Linked DNA regions of Homo sapiens: region 2 is linked to region 1. A link is an interaction called in ENCODE POLR2A ChIA-PET data of the cell type or tissue named here. Cell type or tissue: MCF 10A. All regions are shown on one strand. Links, peaks and the distances in the headings refer to the core of each region. The heading gives the core; the rest is flanking DNA.

Evidence for each region. Peaks named below come from ENCODE experiments on the same cell type or tissue, not always from the same donor. Only the 100,000 strongest peaks of a DNase experiment are listed, where the experiment ranks them.
Region 2: POLR2A ChIA-PET joins it to region 1 with 6 read pairs; 6 of 35 experiments call an interaction of 5 or more read pairs at or near these places.

The regions. Positions count from the first base shown.
Region 1 is chr18:58,534,788-58,550,241 of GRCh38, reverse strand. ALPK2 (alpha kinase 2) reads left to right here. Exons shown (of 13, transcript NM_052947.4): 5 at 12,018-15,408. Among named protein-coding and RNA genes, the nearest start is that of ALPK2-AS1, 15 kb to the left of the region's middle. RefSeq lists enhancers at 5,204-5,283, 9,004-9,083, 13,683-13,742, 14,303-14,502, 14,563-14,782 and 3 more. In MCF 10A, for the core only: a CTCF peak has its summit at 8,887 (motif pointing left); DNase peaks (open chromatin) are centred at 8,361 and 8,861.
Region 2 is chr18:58,747,396-58,762,849 of GRCh38, reverse strand. MALT1 (MALT1 paracaspase) reads right to left here. Exons shown (of 17, transcript NM_006785.4): 17 at 8,373-15,445. The coding sequence ends at 15,008. The region is part of intron 1 of LOC105372146 (a long non-coding RNA gene); the gene reads left to right. Among named protein-coding and RNA genes, the nearest start is that of LINC01926, 59 kb to the left of the region's middle. RefSeq lists an enhancer at 818-867. In MCF 10A, for the core only: no CTCF peak of the experiment used is centred there; no DNase peak of the experiment used is centred there.

The DNA.
Region 1 (15,454 bases), core at 5,291-10,290:
GGGTTGTACTGTGAGAGAGGCATAGATAAGGGTTGTGCTGTGGAAAGCAAACAGATGAAAATAAATAGGTTTTGTATTTGTTTAAGCAGGACAATAACCTTACAGTCTGGCTTTGTTGAGAGAGTTTTCTATGTTCCTTTCTTCTTAGATCAGAGAATCTTATCTCTGCACAATCTGAAAGCAAACAGGTGTGAGGGTGTGGACAAGTGGACACAGCCTTCCCTGCTCAGAGCTACTGGGAGGAGGAAGGTGACGGAGACAGAGTCAGGGTGAGAGGGGCACGTAGGTCCTGACTCCACGTTTTGCAATGCCGGGATTGTGGTGGAGCAAGCTAAGGGAAACTGAGAGGACAGGAGAGCTTTGCCTGCTTCCCTTTCAGGACACAGGAACTAGCCACCCTTCCACCTACCCATGCAGGGCAGCTCAGACACTGTCTTCCAGAGGGTGGGGCCAGCAGTACTAGAAAGTGAGCATTCCCTAGAGGACTGCCCAAGGGATTGGACCAGAATAGGCTTAATCAGAAAGAAAATTTTGTTATTTTCCACTCATCTCCCACATCCCTGATTGGGGGCCCATGAGGAAGACAGGATCGGTTTCAGAGACAAAATAAAGGGATTGCATTTACTCAGGCACCTGAGAAGTAAGGTGTGTGAATTTTCAAGCCACCATATGCACAAATATCAGCTCAGTGTATATTTTGCCTTCCTAGCTCAAATCACAACATTGAATTCCAGATGTTTCCTCCTCCTTGGTTCTCCAGGCATTTCCCTACCAACTTCAGCTTCCCAGAAACTTTTCTGTGAATTGTTATTTTTCCTTCCATCTACAAGGGGAAAGTTTGTTTCGATGGATCCATCCAAAGGGGCCCCTGAATTTCTGGTGTAATCTGCACCATAGTCCTCCTCAGTTCACATCTTACCTTTGATTTCCCTCATCTTTAAATGCAACCCTGCTGTTGTACCTTGCAATTTATAGCTCTGTGCCCAGGGTAAACTGGACATCCTCACTTTCAGTGCATGGTGCCTGGCTATAGTCGGTACAGTTATGCTGATGTCTTCTAAGTGGTACATACTTGAAACCTCAATTATTTGTGGTTAAAACAAAAGATGCTTCTCTCTCTCTACTCAAAAGAGAACATAAAGCTTCGGTTTAGATCTAAAAAAGACCCCAACAAACCAGGCACCAAACTATTAGTGATGAATAAGAGATTTAGTTTAGTAGAAGCTACATATTAACCAAAACGCAGGAGCCTGGAGCAATTTTCAGGTAGGAGATCAATGTCTCAACAGAGAGATGCTGAGATCTGACATGAGAAGAGAACCAGACTGAAGAGGCAAAACCTTCCTACATATGTTGGCAAAGGGATGTTGGACAAAGATCAGACTGGATAGATGTTCACTCATTTGACATAATTTCTGAGCATTTACCATGCTCATTGCACCAAGTAGAACAACATTAATGTTGTTGTCCCTCTCAGCGATCTCAATATCCCAGGAAATTTTGTCTCTTTTTTGGAATGAAGCTGTCTCTCAGTCTTAGCAGGTAATCGTTGTTGCCTGCTGCGTCACCTGTGATTGTACTGCCAGAGGGGTTATTTTCTGCCAATCAAGAAACCAAGCCTGGCTGGGCGCGGTGACTCACGCCTGTAATCCCAGCACTTTGGGAGGCCGAGGTGGGTGGATCACTTGAAGTCAGAAGTTCAAGACCTGCCTGGCTAACAGGGCAAAACCCCATCTCTACTAAAAATACAAAAATTAGCTGGCCATGGTGGCACTCGCTTGTAAGTCCAGCTACTTGGGAGGCTGAGGCAGGAGAATCACTTGAACCTGGATGGCAGATGTTGCTATAAGCCGAGATCGCACCACTGTGATATGGACAACATAGTGAGACTCCATCTCAAAGAAAAAAAAAAAACAAAACACAGGAAACCAAACCCGAGGTCCTATCACTATCCTGCTGACTTACTAGAGAAGAGATATAGGATATAAAGAATCCTCAATCCCCAAACCTGCATTTTCTCGCCATTTTTTGGTATGAGCATCTGAGGCAGGTGACTGGCTTAATATTTATGTTTATATTCAGATTTTCCAATAGCCGAATACCATCACTGCTGTACACTTTGAAGCCCACACTGAAGAGGCAAAGTACTAGTGTAGTAATCGTGACAAGTATTTCCTGCTTCTAAAGTTTACAAGAACTTGCTTTATGTAATGTATTATTGTCATTGCAGTGTGGTAATTGCTACTACCTTGGTTTTGCTTTTACTCACAAATTCTAAAAACTATAAAGAGAGATATTGATTTGAAAATACTCTCCTAGAACCTGACTAAGAATTAATTTTTTCCCCTTATCATTTTGTCTGAAATCTGCAGGAAAGTTTCAGTTTGTGGGACGTAAACAATACCATCCCACTCACCCCAGGCTCATGGTCTACATACAGCAGGGATTCATTCTGAGGCTCAACGAGCCCTTAACAGGATATCCATAGGCCCAAGGGGGTCTGAAACCCCCCGGAAATTATGTGCAACATTGTGTGGGTAAAACAAGACTTTCTGGGAAGAAGCCATAACTTTTCTTGGCTCTTCAAAGCAGCCTGTATCTTACAAAGGGCTAACAAGGTTGGAGGCTTAGGCCACTGGTGTTGCATTCTGTGGCTGTGATGATTTTCACTGGCTTGGACTAGGTCTGTAAGCCTCTAGGACTCTGCAGGATGAACCATAGGGTCTATACGCCAACACAGTGCAGTCTACCAAAGACACAAGGCACTTAATGCCTAGAGGAGGGAGAAGGAAAGAGACCAGGGAGGCAGAGGAACTTGGAATCCAGAGAGTGCATGTTCATGGTGAGCCGTTCTCCAGCCCACTGTCTCTTTCCTGCCCCTCTCTGGGGTCCCACTGGCTCAATCTTCAATCGGTCTACCTATGGTGACATGGTGACATGCTGTATCCTTTTCCCTAACAATTCTCATTGTTAATAGAGAAGATTAGATCTAGAAGCCATAGGAGTCCACGGAACCTCTGATTGCAAATGAGGGGTGAAGCTTAGGCCCCATTTACTTGGCAGCAGGTCACAGAACACCAAAGCTGTTGGGAAGCAAGAGGTGTTATCTAACTCTTACTTTACTGTGGAAGAAAGACTCTGAGAGACCTGGTGACTTCTCTACAGCCACTTCCTGTATAGTAGCAGATCCAAGACCAAACCCCAGTTTTCTGAGACTCAAATCATTTTTCCATCACCCTACTCCATTTTTCTCTCATCTCCTGTGTCTTTTTAAGACACAGCAAATAAAAAAGCAAAAAGACAAAACAAAACCAAAAAACCCCCCAGAGACTATTCAGAAATGCCTAGTGGAATTCAAGAGAAATCATGGGGCTTCATAGCACCATCTTTTCTTATGTTTGCATACAGTTGCACTTTATGGAAATTATGGCTCACTCTGTCTCTCTCATTTCCCAGAAATCTCCCATCATCTATGCAGGAAAACACAGATGCATGCAGGAAAAGAAGACAGCCGTTTTTGTGACCCATTTCACATGAGTTTGCCATTACATGGTCCCCGCCTGTGTTGGAATAGTTGGTATATCCCTTCGTTTGCAATGTACAACCCAAAATCCTCAAGTCATAAATTTCTATGCCATTTTACCAACATTAACTGCATTAATGTAAGTAAAGCAGTTAGAACAGTGCCTGCCGTGTGTTAAAAAGGCTGTAGGGATTAGCAATTATTACTACTAATAGTAGCGTTACTACTTAGCTCACCTCACCTGAGATGTACAATAAATTCATATGCTCATGGCTCATGCTCTAGTGCCCTTCCACTCGTACCATGTCACCAGGCAAAGACTCCCACTGAACTCACAGAGCTCCTAGGAAGGGTGTGAACCATGGAAACCCAGGCCTCTCCCAGCAAAAGATCAAATCAGTATTTTACAAACTCTATGACTCTCAAGAAATGAAGACAGAATTGTAACACCAGTTGGCTGAGGATTTCTTGTCCCTTAGGAGGGAATGGAATGAAGAAGAGCTGGTCAGATATAGGGGTGTTTAGGATCTGTTTCAGGACTGGAGGTTTTAGATGAATATCAAGGAAGTTACAGTCCTCCAGTCTATTACGTGTTATCCTAATATTCAAAGCCTTCAAGAGAAGCTTCTTTCTGGGCAATCAGGCAACTCCTAAAAATAAACTCAAGTTCCTGAAATATTCTAGCTTGCCTTTAAGCTTTCTTTGGCTGGGGACCGGGCTATCTATTTTCAGTTTTGCAGCCCCAGGTGGTATGGATTTGATCTATCGAATGACAAATGGCCGAATGACGCTCTGCCTGTTGTGACAGCTCAGCAGATATTTAGGAAAGGTTATCCGTGGGGGAGGCTACAACAGCCCAGAATGGCTGGAGAGAGGGGAAGGTCTCATTTAAAGTTTCCTGGAACCACAAGGGAAAATTGATGATGTGTAGACAACTGTTGAAGGACACAGTGCTATTTCTACTTACCTCATCCAGATAAGAAGGAAAGAACACTAAAAGAACTTTGAAAAAAAAAGAAGTTGGAGAATGAAAATTATGCATGGTAGGGCATGTTGGCACACGGAAGACTGACCAGTTGAAGCTAGGGACCGAGTGGCTTGGCCCTCCTGGCCCCGGGGCTTCTGATTGGCTTTAGAACTGTGGCCTCTCTCCTTTGACAATCAATCTTCTCATATTTCCCATTCTCCCTCCCCCACTCTACTTCAAGTTCACCTTGCCTAAGGCCCTTTGATCCCTTGGCATTTTGACCAGCACCTTGAGCTCCCTTCCAGGGACCACACCCCTTGCTCTACGGGACACTGTCCCCTTCCAGCTAATCCCTACCAGGAGCTGCCCAGAGCCTCCAGAGGGTTCCAAGGTGACCCTCACCTGGCTTCCCCTTCTTCCCTCAGCCATATATTTTTCTCTTCTATCCATTAGGCTGCTGAGAAGCTGCAGTTAACAGAATAGTCAGCTAGCTAATAGTGTGTGTGTGTGTGTGTGTTTTTTTTTTTTTGTAGTTCACAAGAAGTCTGGGGCTAGTGAAAGTCTGTGTGTCATTCCAGTAGCTCGACGATGACTGCAAATCTCCAACTTCCTTCTCTCTTTCTGCTGCACCAGTCATAGTGTGCTGGCTTTTCATTTTCATGCCCCAGGACTGGAAGATGAGAGCTGCAGCACCAGGCATTACATCCTGATTGAAGGAAGAAGGAGGGGATAGGCAAGGTACCCACCATGTCTATACCTTACACAAGGAAAGCAAAGCTTCCCCAGAAGTCCCTTGGTGGGATTCCTTGAACATCTCATTAGGCAGACTGACCCCTTTGCCCCATCTAGCTATGTAAGAGGCTGGGAGAGTGTGTGGTTTTCCAGCCTTCTTAGTTGGAGGTAGCAAGAGACAAGGGGATTGGCGGTACTGTTGAATTAGTCAGCCAACAGTATCTACCACATCTGCCCATTCCAATCAGTAGAGAAGTCCCTTAGACTGCATGGAAATGTTCAAGAAGTATCTTAGAATTGAAACATATGACGTAAGATTACAACCTCTGATTTCTGCACTGCAGGAATTTTATCGTTGAAATGGAAGAGGATGATACAGTGGTGACCTTCCACACTCTGTCCTGGAGCAGCGTTGTTAGTTAAGTTTCATCCACTTGGCTATTAGCACAACTTGTCAAGAATTGTTATCTATGTACATCTTGTTTTCCATGTACATCTTGTCTCTTCAACTGGATTATAAGCTATTTGAGGAGAGGGATCTTATCTCATACAACCTTCTATTGTTAGTGACTCAAATTAGTGTCATGCACTTGGCTGGCATGAAAGACACTCATTAATGATGAAAAGCATAACCTTGAACATCCTGGGGTGCACAAAGAGGAAACACACCTTTCCATTAAATCCATGGCAGACATTCCTAGGAGGCAGAACTTTGGAAAGGCCAATAAGTGAAAATAATATGTTTGTGGAATCAGAGGCATGTTGAATGGGGTTTCAATTGAAAAATGCTATTCAAGCGTTAAGTTTCCAAGCTTAATGCTGCTTTCAAAAAGAGGCTTGGAAACATTACTAAATTTGGTTTACCCTTTCCCCTCCTGTATTCATTCATCTGCTTATTCATTCAGCAAAATTATTTGAGTCCCTATGTGCTAGGCTCTGGAGACTCAGAAATGAATAACTGAGTCCCTACCCTTAGACCTTGTAGGGAAGTAGAGAAATTGAGAGATGGCCATGTTGCACCTAAGAAGGACATTTGCAGTTTCATATCCAAAGTGTTTCAGGAGCTTAGAAGTTCTGGACTTAAATTAGGGGAAGTTCCCAGCCCTTGGTGAGGTGAGGTTTATTCCAACTTACCTGATTAGAAATGCTGGGTTGGAAAGGGCTCTGTAGCCTCACAGACTTGGCTTTAAATCCTGGCTCTGCCTTTGACTGTGGGACCCTGGGGAGACTTCTCATCCCCAAACATCATTGACCTCATGTGTCGGTTTTTAATTCATTCCTCTCAGCTCTGAATTCACCCTTTAATATGTGCCCTGTACTAACGAAATTCCATTATTCTTCTTTAAAGTAAGCACAGTATTACGCTTTCTCAGCAGAAGGCACTGGAAGGACACTGCAGGAGGAAGAGAATTCCTGTCATTTCAGCATTGGTGGAGTTGGAGAGCCTGTGGTCATCCTGCCTCAGCCATGGGCCCCAGAACGTGGTCATCTGCAACCTTGTAGCCTTAGTGTAGTGATACCCTTTCTGCTGCCCTCTCTCTTTGGAACCCAGAGCCCCGCATGGCCCCCAGCTCTTAAAGCCTCCTGCCTGTATCAACGCACAGACTGCCTCCACAAGCTCCTGTGTGGTCTACACATAGCCGCCTGAGGTCTGGTGCACAGAGCACTTGTTCCCTCTGTGACTTAGTCCGTTTTCTTTACTTGTAACAAAATACCTGAAACTGGGAAATTTATAAAGAAAAGAAATGTATTTCTTACAGCTCTGGAGACTGAGAAGTCCCAGGCAGAGGGCCTGCATCTTGTGCAGGCCTTATTGCTGCTGGGGACTCTCTGCAGAGTCCCAAGGCAGAGCAGGGCATCACATGGCGAGGGGGCTAAGCACGCTCTATGCCACCTCAGGTCTCTGTTCCTCTTCTTATGAAGCCTCCAGGTCCCCTCCCTTGATAACGTATCAATCCTTCAGCCCATTAATTCATTAATCCATAAATGGATTAATCCCTCTATGAGGGCAGAGCTCCCATGATTCAATCGCCTCTTAAAGGCCCCACCCATCAGTATTGCCACACTGGGGATTAAGTTTCAATATGAGTTTTGAGTGGACATTCAAACTAGCACTCTGCAAACTCCTGACCCACACCACATGTAGCCCACAAGCTCTGAAGGCTTCAGCCCCTGTGACCACCCATGCCCAGACTCCCCTGCACACCCACGCCACTGCATGCTGACCACCTACTCCTGGCCTGCACTTGGAAGGGAGGTCTATTGCTTTTCTCGGCAATTCCAGGCCAGCTCTGGTCTGGATGCACCAGTGAACTTCTGTGCTATCTGGTGGCCTAACCACACCTTCTCCAAGTAGGTCTAAACCTCTTCCAACTTTGTCCTTCCTTGGTACTTTCCCTTACCTAGAGTACTATAGACAGTTTCCTTATACCTTATAGCACTCTTCTATCACAGTCAATAGTTCTTTATATTGAACTTCTCTTATATAACCTACTGTGTGGTTTCTATGATTGGACCTAGGCTATTCATCTCATCAGTAAAGAAGAGATGATAACATCTTTTTCTCAGATTTATTTTACGGATCAGATGAGAAAACCCTCATAAAGCTCATAGCTCAAGGCTCTGCCTGTCAGAGCTCCCCAACTTCCTCTTTTCCTGAGCTACTGCTGTTTTTTCACAGAGAAGAAGGAAAATTAGTATCAGTGAGTGAGTGCCTTCTGGGCACCAGGCAATATGTCAGGCACTTGACAAGATGGTGCAGACATGCATGTGGTTAGTCTTAGAGGAGGAGACAGAGGGTCAGAGAAGCTAAAGAGGTTACCCGTGGTCATGCATGCTATATCCAATTAAGCTGGGCTACAAACGCTGGTTGCTAGTCCTCCAAGTCCACGCACCACACACTATGTTGGGCTTACTCCTAGAGCCCCAAACACTCCTTTTTTCACTTGAATGAGTACAATTTCCCTACATAAGGAAATTGTGTCAGCACTCACTCGAAGTTTCAGCACTCATTCTATGCTGAGAATAGGTGCACAGCAGAAGAATCATTTGCTAGCATTCTTTTGTAATGACTTAACTAAGAAATCTCCTCCTAAAAGAAAGGTCTGACTCATTGGGAAGGTGTGAGTCTGTGGTTTCCCTTTCTCTGTGAGCTGGCCTCTGGATGAGAACCGAGGAGCCTGCTCTTGAAACTGATGCCGTAAGCAAGTACAAATATGAACTGGGCTGTTAAAGGCTTCACTTCAAAAAAAACCCCATTGGTTAAAATCAAATTTATGGAATTGCTTATCAGCAGCGGGCCAGTTGTACGGTTTGTTGCTTCAACGTAACTTCCACAGGCCAGCAATCTCTGTTATGTTCATTGATGTTTCCCAGCTGCCTAGAACAGTGCCTGGTATAAAGTAGATGGTCACTAAATGTGTGTCAAATGTATGAATTTACACGGTCAAGGATTCAACCAATTTTTTTACATGTGGAGATTCACTAGGGTATTTTGAAGTAGAATTTTAATTTAAAAGTAAGAGGGGCGATATGGTTTGGATCTGTGTCTCTACCAAATCTTGCACTGAGATGTAATCCCCAATGTTGGAGGTGGGGCCCAGTGGGAGGTGATTGGATGATGCGGGTGGTTCCTCATGAATGGCTTAGCGCCATCTCCTGGTACTGGTCTCGTGACAATGAGTGAGTTCTTGTGAGATCTGGTTGTTTAAAAGTGTGCGGCACCTCCCCCTTGCTCGCTCTTGGTCCTGCTCCTGTCGGGCAAGATGTGGGCTTCAGCTTTGCCATCTGCCATGAGTAAAGTTCCCTGAGGCCTCTCCAGAAGCAGTTGCCACCATACTTCCTGTATAGCCGGTGGAACCGTGAGCCAATTACACCTCTTTCATTTATAAATTACCCAGTCTCAGGTATTTATAGCAGTGCAAGAACTGACTAATACAAGAGGAAAGGTGCAAATAAATCTCAATGGAATATGATTATTTTGTAAATCACGGCATGATACTATGATGATCTATTCCAGTGACCAAGCTCATCCTAATGAAAACTTGTCCTGTGTTTAATTCTCTTCAGAGGTCAGTCTCTTCTAGGTACCCGCTTATTACTTTGCTGATGTAATAGTAATCAATCACGGAAGAATAAAGGTACCATCCCAGTAAATATCATAGTAACTTTTTAACTGAAGCCCTTTGGAAAAAATTGCCCAGTGCCTGACAGAGAATTCTGCACATGACAGCTACTCCATAAATGTCTGTTGACACTGATGATACTGTGATAATACCAGGACCTTAAAATAAGGGACTGACATAGGTAGTGGAAATGCAGGCAGGATAGAAAGGCCGGAGAGAGGGGTGGTGGTGCTTTTGATGGGGCAGTCTCTCTATACATTTCACATAATGACCAGGAAGTTCCCCATGTTTTCTGTGCTTAATGACTCAGTCTATTTGTGCTATAGCATATTCTTAAAAGGCTGAACCAAAATACCAAACCAGAAAAGTACTCTTTACATGTGTTACAGATATTGAGGTATAGAGAGGAAAGCATATGCACATCAAACTCTTTTAAAAAAATACCTTATCCCTTATTTCCCAGAAATGATATTTCTTCTTTTTAATAAAGAAGAAAAAGGGATATAGAAAGGGAATAAATATACTTTTCTTTCCGGGAACACCAGGATAACCAGTAGTGCTTAGGGTTCAAAGTCTCTTTTAAAATGGGGTTGTTGCAAAGTCAGGAGCAGATGAAAGTTCAAACCCTTTCAAGTGTAGAGCTTTAATGGGTGAAGTTGGCTACAGCTGTCTCAACTGGTACATGGTTCATTCATTTATTCATTCTCTCAACAAACACTTAGTAAGCATCTACCGCATGCTAATCGCTATAACAGGCCTTCACTAGAACACAGAATGGGAGCTCCTTGTAGATGAGCATTTGCCTGTCTTGTATCCCCATTATCTAAAACACTCCCTAGTACTTTGGAGGCATTCACTAAATATTTGTTGAAAAGATTAAGTAGTCCTAGCCCTCATGGAGTTTATATTAAATTTCTTTCTTGTTTAGTTAGCATTTTTATGCCCATCAAATATGAGTTAAATGAACCTCAAAGTAGCTTTAAAAGAGAAAATGAGAGATGCATGACTGACAGGCTGTAAGCAGCCTGGGGGAAGTGTGGAAAGAGGTGTGATTATGCTGTTGTCCTGCTTCCCACGGGCAGTACATACAGGGATTGACCACAAGGTAGTAAGACTGACTGTCATGTATGATTTATGAGAATCAATCTCATGACATTGGAGCCATAATATGCCCATGAACATTTCAGCTCTGTTTTGTCATACGCTGGGAGACAGACTTCATCCCCACCCCTGAACCCCATCCCGCCAAGGCCAGTCATCTGTTCCCTGCACATCTGAATGTGGCTGTCCAAGGCAGGAGTCCTGGGAGCAAAGACTGAGTTGCTTCAGAAATTAGAAGTAATTTTCTTCTCCTTGGCTGGACATAAGTTTTCTTTGTTTTGAAATAATCAATGAGCTAAAAGTTTCATGAGACAAGGATTTAGTCAAAGAGTTTGCTGCTTCCTTGAACAATATCCAATATCATGGAACGTTCATATAGTACCATGAAAGGCTCAATCCTCAGAATGTGAGGTTTCTTTTTCTCTGCCTTCCTCTCTTCCTCCCTCCCTCCCCCTCTCCCCTTTTCTCAAAAACCTAAGCAGTCCTGAATCTTCTATTTCCTGTAGAGGTGGTCTGCCTGCCACTGGGCATCTATTTTAAAGTCTGGGATACATTCTGGGATGTTTATAAGCTTCTCTAGGAAAGAAATGATTGGCAGTGCTGGTGGCCAATCATAAGTCCATTTATTCATTAGAGGTGGGTTCAAAGGCAGCCTTCTCTCTGTTTTTTAGTAACATTGTTATCTTAGTGCACTTCATGTTGCTATAACAGAATACCTGAGATTGGGTAGTTTATCAAGAAATGAGGCCTATTTGGTTCATGATTCTGGTGGCTAGAAAGTTCAACATTAGGCATCTGCATCTGGTGAGGGCCTCAGTCTGCTTCCAACTCACGATGGGAGGCAGAGGGGAGCTGGCATTTTCAGAGATAGTATGGACAGAGAGGAAGCAGGGTGGGGGTGGGGATGGTGCCAGACTCTTTTTAACAACGAGGAAGTAATAGATTGAGAACTCACTCATTCCCCCCACCCCTGAGGGATGGCATAAATCTATTCGTAAGAGATCCACCCCCATAACCCAAACACTTCCCATTAGGCCCCACCTTCAACCCTGAGGATCAAATTTCAACATGAGGTTTGGAGGGGGCAAATATCCAAACCATAGCAATTATTAACCAGCAAGCTGTTATATTTTGGGGACAAAGATTGCTTATTGCTGTTTTGCAAGTACTGTTTATTTCATTTATTATGATCATGTGAGATTCATCTTTCTGGAAAGATGCGCACAGCTCTTGTTGTGACTTACTTGATCAAAACAGTTAACATTCGATTTATTTCCATCTATTTCCTAAGAGAGAAAGAAATCATTAAATAAATGATGGTTGTCAGGAGGCTTTTTGCTTATAATGATGAATTTGACAAAGGGCCCCCTGGAACACAGAGTTGCTTAAATTTGCAGTTTTCTAGGAAATCTCTAATAGCTAGAGGGAGTTGGGGGATTAATGTTTAGATTTCAATCATTCTTGTCCATTATTACGGTCATTGAGGATTAACACTCTTGGGATTGCAGTTATGCCCTATTGTGGGCTCTCCCATGAACAATTCTACTAATATCACTTTTCATCTTCCTAGGTACAAGTTCAGGAAACAGTCAGAGAGACAATCTCTTGCAGCCAGATGCCAGCTTTCTCAGAGCCTGCTGGGGAGGAGTCCCCATTCACTGGGACCACAACAATTTCCTTCTCAAACTTAGGAGGGGTCCACAAGGAAAATGCATCATTAGCTCAACACTCGGAGGTCAAACCCTGTACCTGTGGTCCACAGCATGAAGAAAAACAAGACAGAGATGGCAACATACCTGACAATTTCAGGGAAGACCTAAAATATGAGCAGAGCATCTCAGAAGCCAATGATGAGACTATGTCCCCAGGTGTGTTCTCAAGGCATCTCCCCAAGGATGCTCGTGCTGACTTCAGGGAGCCTGTGGCTGTCTCTGTTGCTTCCCCTGAACCCACAGATACTGCCCTCACCCTGGAAAATGTGTGTGATGAGCCAAGGGACAGAGAAGCAGTGTGTGCAATGGAGTGTTTTGAGGCTGGTGACCAAGGAACGTGTTTTGATACCATAGATTCTCTTGTTGGGAGACCAGTTGATAAATATTCGCCTCAAGAAATTTGCTCTGTAGATACGGAACTGGCAGAAGGTCAAAACAAAGTATCTGATTTATGTTCTTCTAATGACAAGACACTGGAAGTCTTTTTTCAGACACAAGTGTCTGAGACTTCAGTGTCTACGTGCAAAAGCAGCAAGGACGGCAACTCAGTCATGTCCCCTCTTTTTACCAGTACTTTCACCTTGAACATTTCACACACAGCTAGTGAAGGTGCCACAGGAGAAAATCTAGCCAAGGTGGAGAATTCCACCTACCCACTGGCCTCCACAGTACATGCTGGCCAGGAGCAGCCAAGCCCCAGCAACTCAGGAGGGCTTGATGAAACACAGCTCCTTTCTTCTGAGAACAATCCTTTAGTGCAATTTAAAGAAGGAGGTGACAAGAGCCCCAGTCCTAGTGCCGCAGACACCACAGCCACACCAGCCAGTTATAGTTCAATTGTGAGTTTTCCTTGGGAGAAGCCAACAACATTAACTGCTAATAATGAGTGCTTTCAAGCGACCAGGGAGACTGAGGACACATCAACTGTTACCATTGCCACCGAAGTCCACCCAGCCAAATACCTTGCTGTGTCAATTCCTGAGGACAAGCATGCAGGTGGCACTGAGGAGAGGTTCCCTCGTGCATCCCATGAAAAGGTTTCCCAATTTCCTTCCCAAGTGCAGTTGGATCATATTTTAAGTGGTGCTACCATCAAATCTACAAAAGAGCTACTTTGCAGGGCACCCAGTGTGCCAGGAGTCCCACACCATGTCCTGCAGCTCCCAGAGGGAGAGGGTTTCTGCAGTAATTCCCCTCTTCAGGTTGATAACCTGTCTGGAGATAAGAGCCAGACTGTGGACAGAGCAGACTTTAGGAGCTATGAAGAGAATTTCCAAGAAAGAGGAAGTGAAACAAAGCAGGGGGTCCAGCAGCAGAGCCTGTCCCAGCAGGGTTCTCTTTCTGCACCTGATTTCCAACAAAGTTTGCCTACGACATCTGCTGCACAAGAGGAAAGAAACTTGGTGCCCACGGCCCACTCACCCGCAAGCTCTAGGGAAGGAGCAGGGCAGCGCTCAGGTTGGGGGACGAGGGTCTCCGTGGTGGCTGAAACTGCTGGGGAAGAAGACAGTCAGGCTCTGAGCAACGTTCCATCTCTCTCTGATATCCTTTTGGAAGAGTCTAAAGAATATAGACCTGGAAATTGGGAGGCAGGCAACAAGCTGAAGATTATAACTCTAGAGGCTTCCGCTTCTGAAATCTGGCCACCACGACAACTGACAAATTCTGAGAGCAAGGCATCAGACGGTGGTCTCATAATTCCTGACAAGGTCTGGGCTGTACCTGATAGTCTAAAGGCAGATGCTGTTGTGCCTGAATTGGCCCCCTCTGAAATAGCAGCATTGGCTCACAGTCCAGAGGATGCTGAGTCAGCCCTTGCTGATAGCAGAGAAAGCCATAAAGGCGAAGAGCCCACCATCAGTGTACATTGGAGAAGTCTTTCTTCCCGGGGTTTCAGCCAACCCAGACTCCTGGAGTCATCCGTGGACCCTGTAGATGAAAAGGAGTTATCTGTCACAGATTCACTGTCAGCGGCTTCTGAAACTGGAGGGAAGGAAAATGTTAACAATGTGAGTCAAGACCAGGAGGAAAAACAACTCAAGATGGATCACACTGCCTTCTTTAAAAAGTTTCTGACCTGCCCTAAAATCCTAGAGTCCTCTGTAGATCCCATTGATGAGATAAGTGTGATAGAGTACACCAGGGCTGGAAAACCAGAGCCCTCTGAAACCACACCACAGGGCGCCAGAGAAGGGGGTCAATCAAATGACGGAAACATGGGCCACGAAGCGGAAATCCAGCCGGCCATTTTGCAAGTTCCATGTCTCCAGGGAACCATTCTGAGTGAAAATAGAATCAGCAGAAGCCAAGAAGGCAGTATGAAGCAGGAGGCTGAACAAATTCAACCTGAGGAGGCAAAAACTGCCATTTGGCAAGTCCTGCAACCCAGCGAAGGCGGTGAAAGAATTCCAAGTGGATGTAGCATAGGCCAAATACAAGAAAGCAGTGATGGGAGCTTAGGGGAGGCTGAGCAAAGCAAAAAGGACAAAGCAGAATTGATTTCCCCCACTTCACCTCTTTCTAGTTGTCTTCCAATAATGACTCACGCTTCTCTTGGGGTTGACACGCACAACTCCACAGGCCAAATTCATGACGTCCCTGAAAATGACATAGTTGAGCCCAGAAAGCGTCAGTATGTGTTTCCTGTTTCACAGAAAAGGGGAACTATTGAGAATGAGCGTGGGAAACCTTTGCCCTCTTCTCCTGATCTTACCAGGTTCCCTTGTACTTCATCTCCTGAAGGAAATGTCACAGACTTTTTGATAAGCCACAAAATGGAGGAACCTAAAATAGAGGTGCTTCAAATTGGGGAAACCAAACCCCCAAGCTCATCTAGCTCCTCAGCGAAGACCTTGGCATTTATTTCAGGAGAACGTGAGTTAGAGAAAGCCCCTAAATTACTGCAGGATCCATGTCAAAAGGGCACCCTGGGCTGTGCGAAAAAGTCCAGGGAGAGAGAGAAGTCCCTGGAAGCCCGAGCAGGCAAATCGCCAGGGACCCTCACAGCAGTGACGGGGTCAGAGGAGGTCAAGAGGAAGCCAGAAGCCCCAGGCAGTGGACATTTAGCTGAGGGAGTAAAGAAGAAAATTTTGTCCAGGGTGGCAGCACTGAGGCTGAAACTGGAAGAAAAGGAAAATATCAGAAAGAACTCAGCCTTTCTTAAAAAGATGCCCAAACTCGAAACATCATTATCACACACAGAAGAGAAACAAGACCCAAAAAAGCCATCTTGCAAAAGAGAAGGAAGAGGTGAGGTTCTGTTGCTGTCCATCATTGTTAAAGTTTGGGCTTGTAG
Region 2 (15,454 bases), core at 6,803-11,802, 210 kb before region 1:
CGCCTCAAAGTTAGGGGCTGGGGGATGAGTTGCCGCAGGTACTAACAGGCAAACCTGCCCTGTTCCTCCAGCCGGGTGCCAGTGGTAGTTGACAGGGAAAGGGCCCTTGAGGAAGAGAGCAAGTGGGGAGAGAGAGGGAGAGACAGAGAGGATGGAGAAGTTGGAGGTCTCTGTGGTGGCCCAAGGGGGCAGTGGGGCCTGGAGGAGGTGGTTGGGCATCTGCTCCCACTAACCCATGGGCCACCTGGTCCCTTTGCCACGGACCCTGCTATGGGCAGCCATGGTGGGGTGGAGGCGTGTCCCTGGCACCCCCATGTCTCCCCGCATGAGTTTCCTGAGGAACCTGTGGGCATCCCGACGCCCTCTGGGTTTCACCTGGAGGACCACTGCTCACAAGTGGCCTCTCCTTATTTCTTTGAGCAACTTGAACTCTGTGAAAAGAACGTGGGCTCCACGGAGGCCTGTGCCAGCGGAGACAGGAAACATCACCGCTGTTTTCAAGATGGTTCCATTCACTCTTTGTCCTAGTGACCCTGTACTCAGCTCCCATTGTGATGGCTTGGGCGGGGGGATGGGCATGTTTTCTGGATAGTTCCACTGCCTCTGCCCCACTGCATGCAAGCCTGGTCAGCCTGGTGAGGGAGGGCATGCTCAGGCCCCCACCAGCCCCGGGCCTGCTGTCCTTCAGTGGCCTGTGTTCTGAAGACACAGGTGCATCTCTGTCACCCACTACCCACCAAGTCACAAACACCTGGGGCGGGAAGGAAGGTAAATGTTCCTCAAGGGATAGTGTGTATATGAGGGTGGGGTGCGTGGCTGGGAGGCGCACAAATGGCAGCATCCACTTAGGAGCCTGTACCCATCTTCCAGCAGGTCAGCACGGCTGAAGCCAGCAAATTTGTTGTGTTCTCTGGGCCTTAGCAGTCACGACCTTGGACCACGAGATGTGCCCTTGTCGCATTTATTTAAAGAGTTGAAATCTGAAAGGTGCATTAGAAATCGTTCTATTTATAGAGTCACTCTAAATACACTGTGGTGGAAGATGGCCAAGAGCTATTGTGAAGTGAAAGTAGGAACTGGAAAACGGTGAGCTCAGCATGATCTCACATATGCACATATGTGTACACCTGTGTGTATACATGTATAAAAGATATCTGTACACATGTATGTGTATAATACTCATACGTGTGTGTGCATATGTGTGTGTGTGTCCATATGGTCTGGAGATTTATATGCATAATACAACCGGAAGAAATATACACTGAAGAGATAGCATTATCTCTTGAAAGTGAGATTGGGATTATGTGGGGAGGGGAACTTTTAAACATTAATTTACGGAAAAGAAACGGAAAAATGTTCTGGTTCAGTCTAGCCAGGGTAAGTTTGAGACCTGGGCCCCAGGGTGACTTTCACCTCAACCACTGCTCTCTGCCAGTGCCACGCTGCCTGTGGCCTGGCCCTTGCTGTGAGTGTTTACGACCACAAAATTTACTTTTCCTGGAAGTGGTTTCTTCTGATGGCTGGAGAATGTTTATGACATTGTCCATCTCTGTTTCTCCTTAATGAAATTGCCTGGCAGCCGCGGTATTTTAGAGAAGTCTTAACCCCTACTCACTCTCCATTTAGCTTTCCATTCCATTTTCCATGGGAATGGCTGCTCTGACATCAGAATAGGCAATGGCAGCAGGAAGCAGTATCATCAAAGGTGCGAGTTTGAACTCTGGGGAGAGAGGTGTTCATAGGGTAATTTTTGCAACAGTTGGAAAATGCTCTACTGGACAGGGCTGGCTTTTGCTAAGAGGCTCAACAGGAGTTGGTCCATGTGCTGCATTCTCATTTTCACTCCCCAGTTACTCCCTGGGCCACCTGCCTGCCGCAGCACCTGAAGTCAAGTCACCAGAGGCTCAACTTTCTGGTCCATGTGTGGCTGTTTCTTTTTCTATTTATTTTTGTATTTTATTTATTTATTTTTTGTGATGGAGACTTGCTCTGTCACCAGGCTGGCACGATCTTGGCTCACTGCAACCTCCGCCTCATAGGTTCAAGTGATTCCCCTGCCTCAGCCTCCAGAGTAGCTGGGACTACAGGCACGCGCCACCATGCCCAGCTAATTTTTTTGTATTTTAGTAGAGACGGGGTTTCACCATGTTGGCCAGGATTGTCTTGTTCTCTTGACCTCGTGATCCGCCCATCTTGGCCTCCCAAAGTACTGGGATTACAGGCGTGAGCCACTGCGCTGGCCATGTGTGGCTGTTTCTAGGAGAGATTTCTGTCTCATTCCTTCTCTTCCTTTTTTCTTTCTCTCCCTCAAAATTTTCCAATGTTCCTGGGAGGGCTAGTCAGTCACAACTTACAGTGGTGTAGTAGTGGGCTCTCTGCCTGAAAGCTGAGGAATTGGGACTTTAGAGTGGATGAGTGGAGGCATCATTTGGGAGAGGAAGGCAGTGACTAGAAACTAGGTGGCAAGAAGGCATCTTTTTGCACTTCTGCTCACCCCATCTCTTCCCCATAGCAAAAAGAACTGCAGTAAATTCTAGGGATTTGCAGTGTTGACATCGAGTCCCCAGGGTGTCCCAGCAGAAGGGGTGGCAGCAACGGTGGGCTGTTTCCACTGAAGGGAAGACTCCACCTCAGGAAGAAATAAACGGCAGCAAGGTTTTTTGGGCATGTGGCATCTGTGAGATCTGAGGGGATCAGATAATGCCCAGGAAGAATTCTGAAAGCAAATGAGAACATTCAAAAATGCTCATTGACAGCACAGCCATGTAAAGATGATCTGGGAGATCTTAAAGGAAGCATTTTTCCAGGGATGGGGAATCTCAGGTTGGCTTCGCAAGGTTGGCTGAAGCGAGAGCCAGTGCCCTCTCCCTGGACCGCCTGCTTAGGTTAGGATGCACGTGTGCCTCCCTCACTAAGGTTTCATCAGTCATTCTTTTTTTTTTTTTTTTTTTGGGAGACAGTCTCACTCTGTCACCCAGACTGGAGTGCAATGGCGTGATCTCAGCTCACTGCAACCTCCGCCTCCCAGGTTCAAGTGATTCTCCTGCTTCAGCCTCCCAAGTAGCTGGGATTACAGGCACCTGTCATCATGCCTAGCTAATTTTTGTATTTTTAGTAGAGATGGGGTTTCACCACATTGGCCAGGCTGGTCTCGAACCCCTGGCATCAGGTGATCCACCCGCCTTGGCCTCCCAAAGTGCTGGGATTACAGGCATGAGCCACTGCGCCCAGCCAGGAATTCATTCTTTAAAAAGGTCTGAAGTATCTCAAAGTAGATTGTAGCCGCCATACACTGAACAAACAAAAAGGCATTCTTCAGCCGGGCATGGTGGCTCATGCCTGTAATCCCAGCACTTTGGGAGGCCAAGGCAGGTGGATCACCTGAACCCAGGAGTTTGAGATCAGCCTGGCCAATGTGGTGAAACCCCGTCTCTACTAAAAATACAAAAATTAGCTGGGCATGGTGGCGCACGCCTGTAATCCCAGCTACTTGGGAGGCTGAGGCAGGAGAGTCGCTTGAACCTGGAAGGTGGAGGTTGCAGTGAGCTGAGATCATGCCACTGCACTCCAGCCTCGCAACAGAGCGAGACTCCATCTCAAAAAAAAGCATTCTCCATTTTTCATTCATCTCATAATTGAGGTTGGATTGGGAGACTGAGGCATGAACAGGATGTGAAGGAATGGAGATGTGGGTGTAGGTGGTGTTATTGAGTAGTGTGGGAGAGAATGAGGGAGAGTTGAAGAGGGCACCCGGGATTGAGAAATGCCTTGTGGGGTGATGTTGTAGCCTCTGGTCAAGAAGCCAGTGTCCAGGGAGAGGCTGTATATATCAGAAAGGGAGGACAATGTGAGCCCCACGGATGAGCGAGCAGGGGCAGGTCCTTAGGGAGTGCTTCTATGAATTTGGCATCCTGGGTGAATTTGGCAACAGATGGGTAAAAACCCAGAGGCTGACAGAGGAGATGGGATCTCATGTGAAGCTCAGCCCTGGAGAAGTATCTGGAACTCTGAGCTTGGTGGGGGCGCAGAGTGGGGTGGGAACGAGAGAGCATGGAGGCTGGGGACGGGAACGGGGCGTGGGCTCCTATGGCCTCTGTGTCTCCATGGAGTGAGCTGAGTGGTCGTCTGCTGAGATGAGTGTAGTGGGAAAGAGACTGGGACTCCAAGGAGAGAGCTTAAGCTCCAGCTCTTGGGCGTGCCCTGCAGAGTCTGCCTGATGCTGGAAAGGAGGACAAGGAGAGGTGGTGCAGTGCTGAGGGATAGGGCCCCTGATGGGGCAAGCCGAGGCTCCCTGGGAATGTGCAAAGGGGAATTTTATCCAATTTGGAGGCTGAGCAGTAAGTTTTTCTGAAGGATGTGTCACTTAAGGTACAATTTGAAGAAAGAAGAGGGGTGAGCCTGGCAAAGTTTTTACTGGAAGGAGGTCTTGATCCAGACCCCAAGAGAGTGTTCTTGGATCTTGTGCACAAAAGAATTCAGGGTGAGTCCATAAAGTTTATCAAAGGAGTTTATTAAGAAAGTAAAGGAATGAGAGTAGTTACTCCATAGGCAGAGGTGTGGCATGGGCTGCTGGACGGAGTATATTCATGGTTACTTATTGATCATATGCAAAACCGGGGGGGGTTGTTCATGAGTTTTCTGGGAAAGTGATTTCCTGGAACTGAGGGTCCCTCCCCTTTTTAGACTACATAGGGTAACTTCTGGACATCGCATGGCATCTGTAAACTGTCATGATGCTGGTGGGAGTGCCTTTTAGCATACTAATGCATTATAATTAGCAAATAAGTAGCAGTGAGGATGATCAGAGGTGACTTTCATCACCATCTTGGTCTTGGTGGGTTTTGGCTGGCCTCTTTACTGCATCCTGTTTTATTGGCATGGTCTTTGTGACCTGTATCTTGTGATGCCAGTCCTGCCAACCTCCTATCTCATCCTGTGACTGAGAAGGCCTAACCTCCTGAATGCAGCCCCTATTCAAGATGGAGTCACTCTGGTTCAAATGCCTCTGACAAAGTGAGGAAGGCATTCCAGGCAGTCAACAGCAGGCATGATACTCCAGAGTGAGAGAAACTCAAGTGTCCTGGGGTGCAGTCATGATTAACCTTCAACAAGGAGAGGTTTGGCCCTTATCCCCAGCTCCCAGGAGGCAACCTCTAAGCCCTTGGAATTGCCTCCCTGATAAGAGTGCGTTTATTTACCTGGGGGCCTTGGGCCCCACCAGATAGTCTCTGCTAACAATGTGACCTATGGGGGGCCCTTGGACCAAGTGGTATCAGCTTGACCTCTGCAGGGGCTGGAAACCAGGATCAGCCAACTGGGCGGCCAGCCATGTCTGGGTGACCAGCCCCTAGTAGAAACCTTGGACACCAATGCTCAGGTGAGCGGCCCTAGCTGGCAGCACTTTGTGTGTTTCGGCACGCATCGTTGCTGGGAGGAGTAAGCACTGGCCGTGCAACTCCACCAGGGGAGGATGATGGAGGGGGTGCCTGGTCTCTCCTGGCCTCTGTGCACGTGGCTCTTCCCTTGCTGATTGGAGTTTATGCCTTTCACTGTGATAAACCATAACCATGAGTGTTATGGCTTCTCTAAGTTCTGAGTTGTTCTCGTGAATTAATGAACCTGATCTTCCAGTGGAATGGGGTGGGCGGGAACCAGATTGGCTCATGATGGCCTGTGATGTCCTAGAGTAGCCAGGTCAGAGGTGGGCCTTCTCATTCAGGGAAGGTGATGAGCCCAGTCTGGCTGGTGCAATCCGGGGTCATTGTCAGGAGTCATTCATGCCAACACATGGTTTAGTCTCCGTTCTGTGTGCGTTTTTGGGTGAAATGCACACAGAAAGCACTGTTCTCTGTCTCTAGGTGGCTTCCTGTTGAGGGGACCAGGGAGGATGCAGTGAGAGAGATGGCCTGTGAGCTAGTCTCTGAGGTCCCCTTTAGGAATTGGTAAATAACACAGCCCCGAAAGGAGAGGGACTTGGAGAAACCCAATGCTGGCTGGGGTGGCAGACTTGCCCCTGAAGCCTTTGGGTTGGACCCAGCTTTGTGGGCTCATCACCTTCCCTGAATGAGAAGTCCCACCTGTGACCTGGCTATTCTAGGACATCACAGGCCATCACGAGCCAATCTGGTTCCCGCCCACCCCATTCCACTGGAAGATCAGGTTCATTAATTCACGAGAACAACTCAGAACTCAGAGAAGCCATAACACTCATGGTTATGGTTTATCACAGTGAAAGGCATTGACTCCAATCAGCAAGGGAAGAGCCACGTGCACAGAGGCCAGGAGAGACCAGGCACCCCCTCCATCATCCTCCCCTGGTGGAGTTGCACGGCCAGTGCTTACTCCTCCCAGCAACGATGCGTGCCGAAACACACAAAGTGCTGCCAGCTAGGGCCGCTCACCTGAGCATTGGTGTCCATCTCCCCAGGCTTAGCTCCCACGTGCCCTCTGCCCTCTAGTCTCGTCTGTTGCTCTGCCCCTAGTGCTGGCCCCAGAGGTCCCCAGCCTTCCTGCTGAAGTGCCTGGGCTCCTGAGGAATGGAGTCCAAGCTTCCTCACATTCAGCCAGCAGCACTGGCCTGGGGCATGGATCACATACCCTTTGGGGAGCGGGTGAGTCCTCCAGGAGTAGGTCCCGCACTGCCCCACTGTCCTCTCACAGCCCCACTCGGATTATGTATTTGGAGATGGGCTCAGGGAGTCTCAGCTCTAGGCTTACTGGTGACCCCAGGCCCTGTGGCATCTGGTCAGGAAGCTTCTGTGCAGTGTAGGCCAATAGCCAGCCTCCCTTTTAAGTGGCATTTTGAAAGCCAGCTGCTCCCATTGGCTCACCTGAAGACATCCCTTCTCCTGCCTCTCCTCAGCAGGGGCCTGCCTCCAGGGTAGCTCGGCCGAGCAGAGCATCATGGAATGGTCTTCCTTATCCTCCTTCTCGACATCATTTGGTGATGTTCTTTTCAGTCTACAGGCAGAATCAATCCTATCTAATAATGGTTGTGGTCTCCTCAGCCCTCAGCCCTCCACTCTCTGTTGGCCAGTCTAGCTTGGGCCTTGGTGGCCAGTGTTGGTCACGTGCTGCTAACAAGGGGCCAGGACACGAAAATGCCGGAAAAGGTAATTTTGCGAGTCACATCGTGGGTCAGGCCTGGGTGTGAAGTCAGCTTACACAGCTAGAATGGCTCCAAGGCAAGTCTGCGAGCTGAGTAAATGGATTATTGTAGCTACAGCAAACTGTCAGAAAGCACCTCGGGCAGCAGACATTGGCAGGGTCCTGTAAGTGCTGTCCAGGACAGAGAGACTCTTAGCTTGGAAGCATTCAGCCTCACTGGCAAGGCTGGCCAATGAGAGGGACATTTGGCTCATCTTAGCCTGCTGTCATTAACCATCAGGTTCATCTAGACGATCCCCTCCCCGCCCCACCCCGTGTTCCTTTTGTGCTCATAAAGCCTTGGACTATGATGTGGCTTTCTGCACGTATACTTCCAGGAAGAGCGTGTCTTAGCATGCCAGCCCTGTGTACCCCCTATCTGACCTTCCCCCAACAAGCACACTTCTCCCTTGCAGGTGAGAGTGCCACTGCACACCTTGAAACTGTATCCCCCACAAAGCTATAACTGGGCCAGGTGATGCCAAAGTACAAAATCAGGTTTTCAGACACTTAATACCTAGTTAGCAATAACAACTGATTCCAATGGGAAGATACCACATGGTGCTTCGCCTTGTTAATAACACCTGCTAGCAAGCCACATCTTGAATGACAAAGCTGATCTGGGGGCCAAGTTTGGTGCTGTTTGCTCCAGGGGCCCGAACTGCAGGTCAGGACCTGCTCACATGGCCTTTCCCTGTCACCAGCAGCTCACACTGGCTGACAGTGTGGAGTCCAGTGGCCTGGACTCCCTCCAGGCCAGACGCCTCCAGCCCTCACTGTGCAGTCAGGAGGCTTTTCTTCCCCTTTTCTAAGGGCTGCGGTCTCCCAAAGGCGCCCAGCTGGTGTGGGGTACGGCTGTGTGGGGGGAGAATATCAAAGCAAACAGCGGGGTTTAACGCAGACCAAAGCTTACTTGGAAAGGCAATGTGGAAAACAGTGGGGAACCCCAAGGCTGCCGCTCCAACAAGGGGCTACTCTGACGTTTGAAAACCACTAGACAAAGATGTGAGGTCAACTGTCTGACCAGGAGATTGGGAAGGAAACAAAGCCGCTTACCCAAGTTGGAGCATAACATAAAGGATGCTGAGGTTAGATGGCAATGTAGGAACCCACATCTGGCAAGAATAGATGTGTATGTTATAAACACAGACTATAAAAACTGTCAGCCTTTGAGGGAGTCACTGTCTTTGTAATGTAGAAATAACCAGTCTGTACAGACTTGGAAGTGGTAAAGCTAAAGCTTAGGAAAATATTTTTAAAATATTAACAATTTCCCTAGCAGAACAGCCTGCTGTATTGAGCATAATGTAGCAACATTAACTTCAGGTCAAATCCTTTGGAAATGTTTTCAATGTGACCTAAAAGTATATTTAGAGATGTACTTCTGCTCCTATAATGTTTCAATATTTTAAAAGTGTTTTTCATGGAAGAATGAAATATTAAGACACTGTTGTGTACTTTTCCCGTTACGGTATAAGCAGCAGCAGTACTGTGGACAAAACACCCGGCTCTGGTCTGGGTCTGAATCATCCTGGCTCTGCCCTTACTAGCTGGGTTATCCTGGAGGGTATAGTAACACCTCTGGTTAGCCTAACAATCAGTTCATCTATAAACTGCAAGGCTGTTTTAAATAAGACTGTGTGTAAAATGTTTAAACCTAGCACACAGAAAGGCATTCTATCTGCTACCCTGGTGCCTAATTAGCAACTTATTAATGTAGAAATACTCATCCAATCATTTTTAGTATCTAAAATGCTATTTATCAACTAAACTCAAGCATGAAAAAAAGTGGGAATTACTTCAGATTTAGAGGCAGAATCAGCTTTACTAATTTTGTAACAGAATAAGCACTCTGTAATGACACTGTACTTTTAAACTGAAGACTCCTTACGAAAAGTTAAAAATGTGTTCTTAAATGTATTGAAGCTGAGCATATTTACATTACACAATTGTGCATATCTGTATTTTAAAATTATACAGTCATTGTTCACTGTGTAAAATCTGCAAGACACAGGTAAACAAGCAAAGAAAAATTATCCCACCAGAGATAAATGCTGTTAATCTTTTAGTAAATCACCTTTAGAGCTGTTTTGCGGGATAGATACATAACACAAACTGGTGGCATTAAATCTGCATGCTTTTTGAAAAGTGATTCTGGAGTGAACAAAAATTGCAACTTTAGAAGATATACACTGCCGGCCGGGCATGGTGACTCACGCCTGTAATCCCAGCACTTTGGGAGGCCGAGGCAGGCAGATCACTTGAGGTCAGGAGTTTGAGACCAGCCTGGCCAACATGGTGAAACCCTGTTTATTTTAGTAGATACTACTAAAACTACAAAAATTAGCTGGGCGTGGTGGTGTGTGCCTGTAATGCCAGCTATGCGGGGGGCTGAGGCACGAGAATCGCTTGAACCTGGGAGGCGGAGGTTGCGGCGAACCAAGACGTGCCACTGCACTACAGCCTGGGAGACAGAGTGAGACTCAAAAGACAACAACAAAAAAACAAATAAAAAAAAACACTCTATACTGCCTACAGGTATAGCTTTAAGAATGCCAGATTTAAAGCACAAGGTTGATGGGTTGATGCTTTTCAAAATGCTGGCACTTTAGAGGAATGGTCTTATTTAGTACTGCCAGCTCTGGAAAGTATTATAAGCTCTTTGATGTTACAGCATCATCCCCATTTTACAGATAAGGAAACAGAAGCACAGGCAAGTTAACGCTCTTTGAGCCACGCTATTAGTAAGGGCTGAAACCTGAGGTGTCTCAGACTCCTTCTTCATAAAGCCAAACTTTGATGCTTAAGTATTTTTAATGCTACCAAATTAGAAAAAAAGAGAATATGCACATTTACACATTTTCATATTCTGATTGTACTCTTCTTTACTAATATTTTATTTTTGAGACAGCGTCTTGCCCTGTCGTCCAGGCTGGAGTGCAGTGGCACAATCTCTACTCACCGTAACCTCTGCCTTCTGGGCTCAAGCGATCGTCCCACTTCAGCCTCCTGAGTAGCTGGGACTACAGGTGTGTGCAACTATGCCCAGTTAATTTTTGTTTTTGCTTTTTTTTTTTTTTTTTTTTTGGTAGAGATGGGGTTTCACCATGTTGCCAAGGCTAGTCTCAAACTCCTGGGTTCAAATGATCTGCTTACCGCAGTCTCCCGAAGTGCTGGGATTACAGGTGTGAGCCACCATGCCCAGGGTTTCAGTGTCAAACTCTGAATTTGAATGACAATGTCAAACTGAGAAACAGGATGAAATGCACAAAAGTAATGTGTAAATTGAGTAGCTGACATCAGTTGACAGATAAAAGTAATGACAGTATATAAGCGTCAGGTGAATGTTCAAGGAATAGGAAACAACATTGTCAGGACGTCTGTTTGGAAAAAAACCCTTAAAAGTAAAATTACATACATCAGATTTTATCTAGATATTAAACTGATGCTGCTGAGGCAGGAGGATCACTTGAAGACAGGTGTTTGAGACCAGCATGGGCAACAAAATGAGATCCCACTTCTAATAAAATTAAAAACAAACAAAAAAAAGCTTATGCCAGTATACATGTCAGTGATCTAAGCTCTGGCTACATAATTGAATTTCTTCAATTTGACAAGTCAAAAAATTGCGACTGCTGCACAGGACACCTCACTGTTACTTCATGTGCAAGTCAGAGATTTGAAAAGAGGCATTAGAGATGGGGGAAGAAGGCAATGTCTAAATGGACCTTTTCTGTGCCAGGATTCTTCTTTAAAGGCTTTCTTTTCTGAAACGTTTTGACTTGTTCATCACTGAATGAGGAACAATAGTGTTTTAAATTCAAATTGTCCCATGAGTTGAGATTTCTTTTATTAGGAAATATACAATTTATAATTGTGACTTTAATTTTTAAAAATTACCTTCCAGAAAATATCCCCTCTCAGCATCAAGTATTGGCTTTGAATTTGGGTGAGCCTTTACTTGCTCAAACCTCCACTATCCTAATTTCTTTATTACATTCTAATTGGTATTGACAGATTTGATAGATTATCATCTTTTCTAAATTCCACTTGTGTAAATCCTACTTTAATATTACAAAGCAATTGGCACGAGATTCAAGTAAAATAAAAGCATGGTTGATAAAAAAGAAGACCAAAACTGTTATCATTCTTCTTAAGCCCGTTTTAAAATTACATGTTTAGATTTTTTAAAAAATTCATGCGATTCTCCTGTTTCAGCCTCCACGGATGCTGCAGTGAGCTGAGACTATGTCGCTGCACTCCAGCCTGGGCGACAGAGCCAGGACTCTGTCTTAAAAAAAAAAAAATCAAATATACAGAAGAGTATAAAGGGGAAGTACGATTCTCCTGCCTCAGCCTCCCTAGTAGCTGGGATTACAGGTGTGTGCCACCATGCCCAGCTAATTTTTTTGTATTTTTAATAGAGACAGGGTTTTGCCATCTTGGTCAAGCTGGTCTTGAACTCCTGGGCTCAAGTGATCCGCCTTCATTGGCCTCCCAAAGTGCTGAGATTATAGGCGTGAGCCACCACACCCATCCTAAAACTAAAATTTTATGTTCAGTTCCTCACACTAGCTATTATTTCAACTGCTCAACAACCCCATGAGGCTAAAGGCTATCACACTGGGAGTGCGGATACCAAGCATCCCATCATCACAGCAAGTTCACTGGACAGTGCTGCTCGGTGGTAACCACAGCTGAGCACCTGCATGTTTGTTTGTTTTTTTATCAGATACATGATTTTTCAAAAATTTTTCTCCCATTCTGAGGGTTAACTTCACTTTCTTAATGGTGTCCTTTAAGGCGCTAAAGTTAATTTTGATGAAGTCCCATTTATCTACTGTTTGCCTTTGTTGCTTGTGCTTTTGGTATTATGTCTAAGAAACCATTCCTAAGCCCAACATCACAAAGATTTACTTCTGTTTTCTTCTAAGAGTTTAAACTCTTATATTGAGGTCTATGATCCATTTTGAGTTAGAATTTGTAATGTGGTAGGAAGGTAGGGATCCTTTTGCTGTGCACGTAGCTACCAGTTAGTTGTCCCAGCACCGTTTGTTGAAAAGACCACTCCTTCTCTATTGATGGTATTGGCATCCTTGTTGAAAACAAGTTGACCAGAAATGTATGGGTTTATTTCTGGATGTTCAGTTCCATTCCTCTGATCGATATGTCTATCCATATGCCTACACTGTCTTATTGTAGCTTGGTAGCACTTTTTGAAATTGGTACGTCTTCCAACTTTGTTCTTTTCCAAGGTTTTTTGGCTATTCTGGGTCCCCTGCGTTTCCCTACCAATTTTACCAGTTTGTCAATTTCTGCAAAAAATACAGCTAGGATTTTGATAGGAATTGTTGAATATGTAGACTAATTTGGGCAGCATTGCCATCTTACCAATATTCAGTCTTCCAATCCATGAACATGGATGTCTTTCCATTTATCTGGATCTTAATTTCTTTAAACGTGTTGGAGTTTTATTCTTGATGCTACTGTATATAGGATTTCTTTATTCTCATTTTCAGAATGTTTGCTGTTAGTAGAGAAATAAAACTGATCTTGTATCCTGCAACCTGTTGAACTCATTTATTACTTTTTATGGATTCTTTAGCATTTTCTATATACAACTATGTATCAACTGTGAATACATATAGTTTCACTTCTTTTGCAGTATAAACCTCTTTTCTTTATTAGCTTATTTGATTTTTAGATGTTGAACAAACCTTGAATTCCTAACCTAACTGCTGTGGCTAGAACTTCAAGTACAATGCTGAATAGAAGTAGTGCCGAGTGAACATCCTTGTCCTTCTTCCCAATCTTAAGGGGAAAACATTCAGCCTTCAGTCTATCACCATGAAGTATAATGTTAGGTGTGGGCTTTTCATAGATGTTATATTTATCATATCTAGGAAGATTCCTTTTATTCCTAAGTTTGTTGAGTGTTTTTATGAAAGAGTTTTGGATTTTATCAAATGCTGTAATAAGACAATCTGTGTGGGTTTTGTGCTTTATTAAATATGGTACAGTTGATCCTCATTATTCAAGGTTATGTATTTGTGAATTTACCAACTTGCTAAAATTTATAACCCTCAAATTGATATCCGTGGCACTTTTGCAGTCATTTGTGGATATGTGTAAATGGGTGAAAAATTTGAGTCACCCAGTACACATGTTCCCAGCTGAGGCTGAACAAGATGATGCTCTGCCTTCCTGCTTCAGTCTCATAGAGAAATGACTGGAGGGTGGAAATGGCAGGGGCAATTCTGTGTAGTACAAGAAGCTCTGGCTCCGGGGCCAGCTGGATGGGGTTTGAATTTCAGCTCTGACACCTGTTAGGGGGGTGCCTCAGGCATGTCACTTAACACTTCTGATACCTCACTTTCACTTCTGTAAAATAAGGTAGAATTTGCTAGGATGAATTAAGAATTCAAGCTCATAATGTGTGTGAGATAAACATATGTATACACACATATACACAAATACACTTTCTCCTAAAAGCAGTTGTTCCATATTTAATTCAGTGTTTATGGGAGAATATTCTGTAGAACATAATTACTGTGAATAATGAGAACTGACTGTATATTAGCTTATTTGATTTTTAGATGTTGAACCAACCTTGAATTCCTGGGATAAATTCCACTTGGTCATGATATAGAATCCTTTTTATAGGTTGCTGGATTCAGTTTGCTAATATTTTTGTTAATGATTTTTGTGTTTGTATTAATAAGGAATATTGGCTTATAGTTTTCTTGTGATGTCTAGTCTAGTATCAGGGTAATACTGACCTAGAGTAAGTTGGGAAGTGTTCTTTCCTCTCCTACTTTTAGAAACAGTGTGCAAAAAATTAGTGCTAATTTTAATGTTTGGCAGAATTCAACAATGCAGCCATCTAGGCCTGGGATTTTCTTTGTGAGACTTTTAAAATTACTAATTCAGTATTTTTCCTTGTTAATGCCAATTGCATTTTTAACCAACTTTTAGGTAGAGCCAAAGATAAGAGTATTATCTCATTAGGCCAGTGAAATTCAAGAAGAAAATACATATTATCAAGGAAGATGCTAAATATTTGGGAAATTCTGATAGGCAGCTATGAAAATTATCCATTATATCTTGATTCTTAACCTCTATCTAGCTTTAACAAACATTTTATCACTTCTCATGTGGTTTCATAATCTTATGAACAAGAAATTTCAGCCTGTTCTATAACAGATTTATATACAAACCTCTTAACTAAAACTTGCAGTGAAGTCCTTATAATCAAAAACTAAAGTTTGTACATTCCTTGAGATAATACACAGATATGTATCTGTATATATTTATATATATATAAATATATTTCACTCTATCTACAAACATAACACTTATCTCAGAACCTGTCAGGAAGGCAGTTGTGTAGTGGAAAAAATACTGGAATAGATTTCTGGAGGTCTCAGTTCTGGTGCCAGCTCTAACTTAGATGCCTTTCTGTGTTTCTTCCATGGATAAAATTAGGTTATGCCTGGTGATCGGCAAGGTTCTTTCTGGTGTTAAAAATACAATGACTTATTCTACAATAATGCCATTCCCATTGCTCTTACTTCAGAGTGGTCACAATGAAAATATTTTGTTATATACATATAAACATACACACCTCCATACTTCATTTGTATAGAACTATTCAACCAATTCACAAAATCTTAGAAAGAGGAAGTCTGTAATTAAATAATGTAATTTCAACATCTCAAAGTCCTGAAGTTTGCTATGAAACAGTTACTACTATTCTTTCTCTACATATACAAATTTGCCTTTTCACAATGTCTCACTTTATGTAAGTGCAGTACTATTTCACAGGCATCTAAAATTATGCTAACTTTCAAAAACAAGGAGGTCATTTTTCAGAAATTCTGAGCCTGTCAGAGAAACTAAATGGTATTTCATCAGTTGTCTCTACTGGCACATTACTTCTACTAAAATGACATGAAGCATGGTGAGCGAAACTTGAAATAAATGCATCTGGAGTCCGGCTGCAATGACAGCTATCTGCTGGTGTAACATTACTTGGATTACCAGGATGTGAATGGTAAACACCATGGAATGGGTCTTGCAATGAGTGATAATGCCCTGCTCCTCCTGAGGTGGCTGCAGAACTCTGGTAAGGACCATTAGACATAAGACAAGTTTGAAAGCAAGTCTTCCTTCCCAAACCTCGATGCATGTCTAATTTAGCAATGAGAGGTTTCCCAACATTCACTTCCTGCTTGTCCTCTACAGTATCTTCCAATCCTGAGTACTGATATGATAAACATACTGTGAAGACTAGATGTTCCTGAAAAGG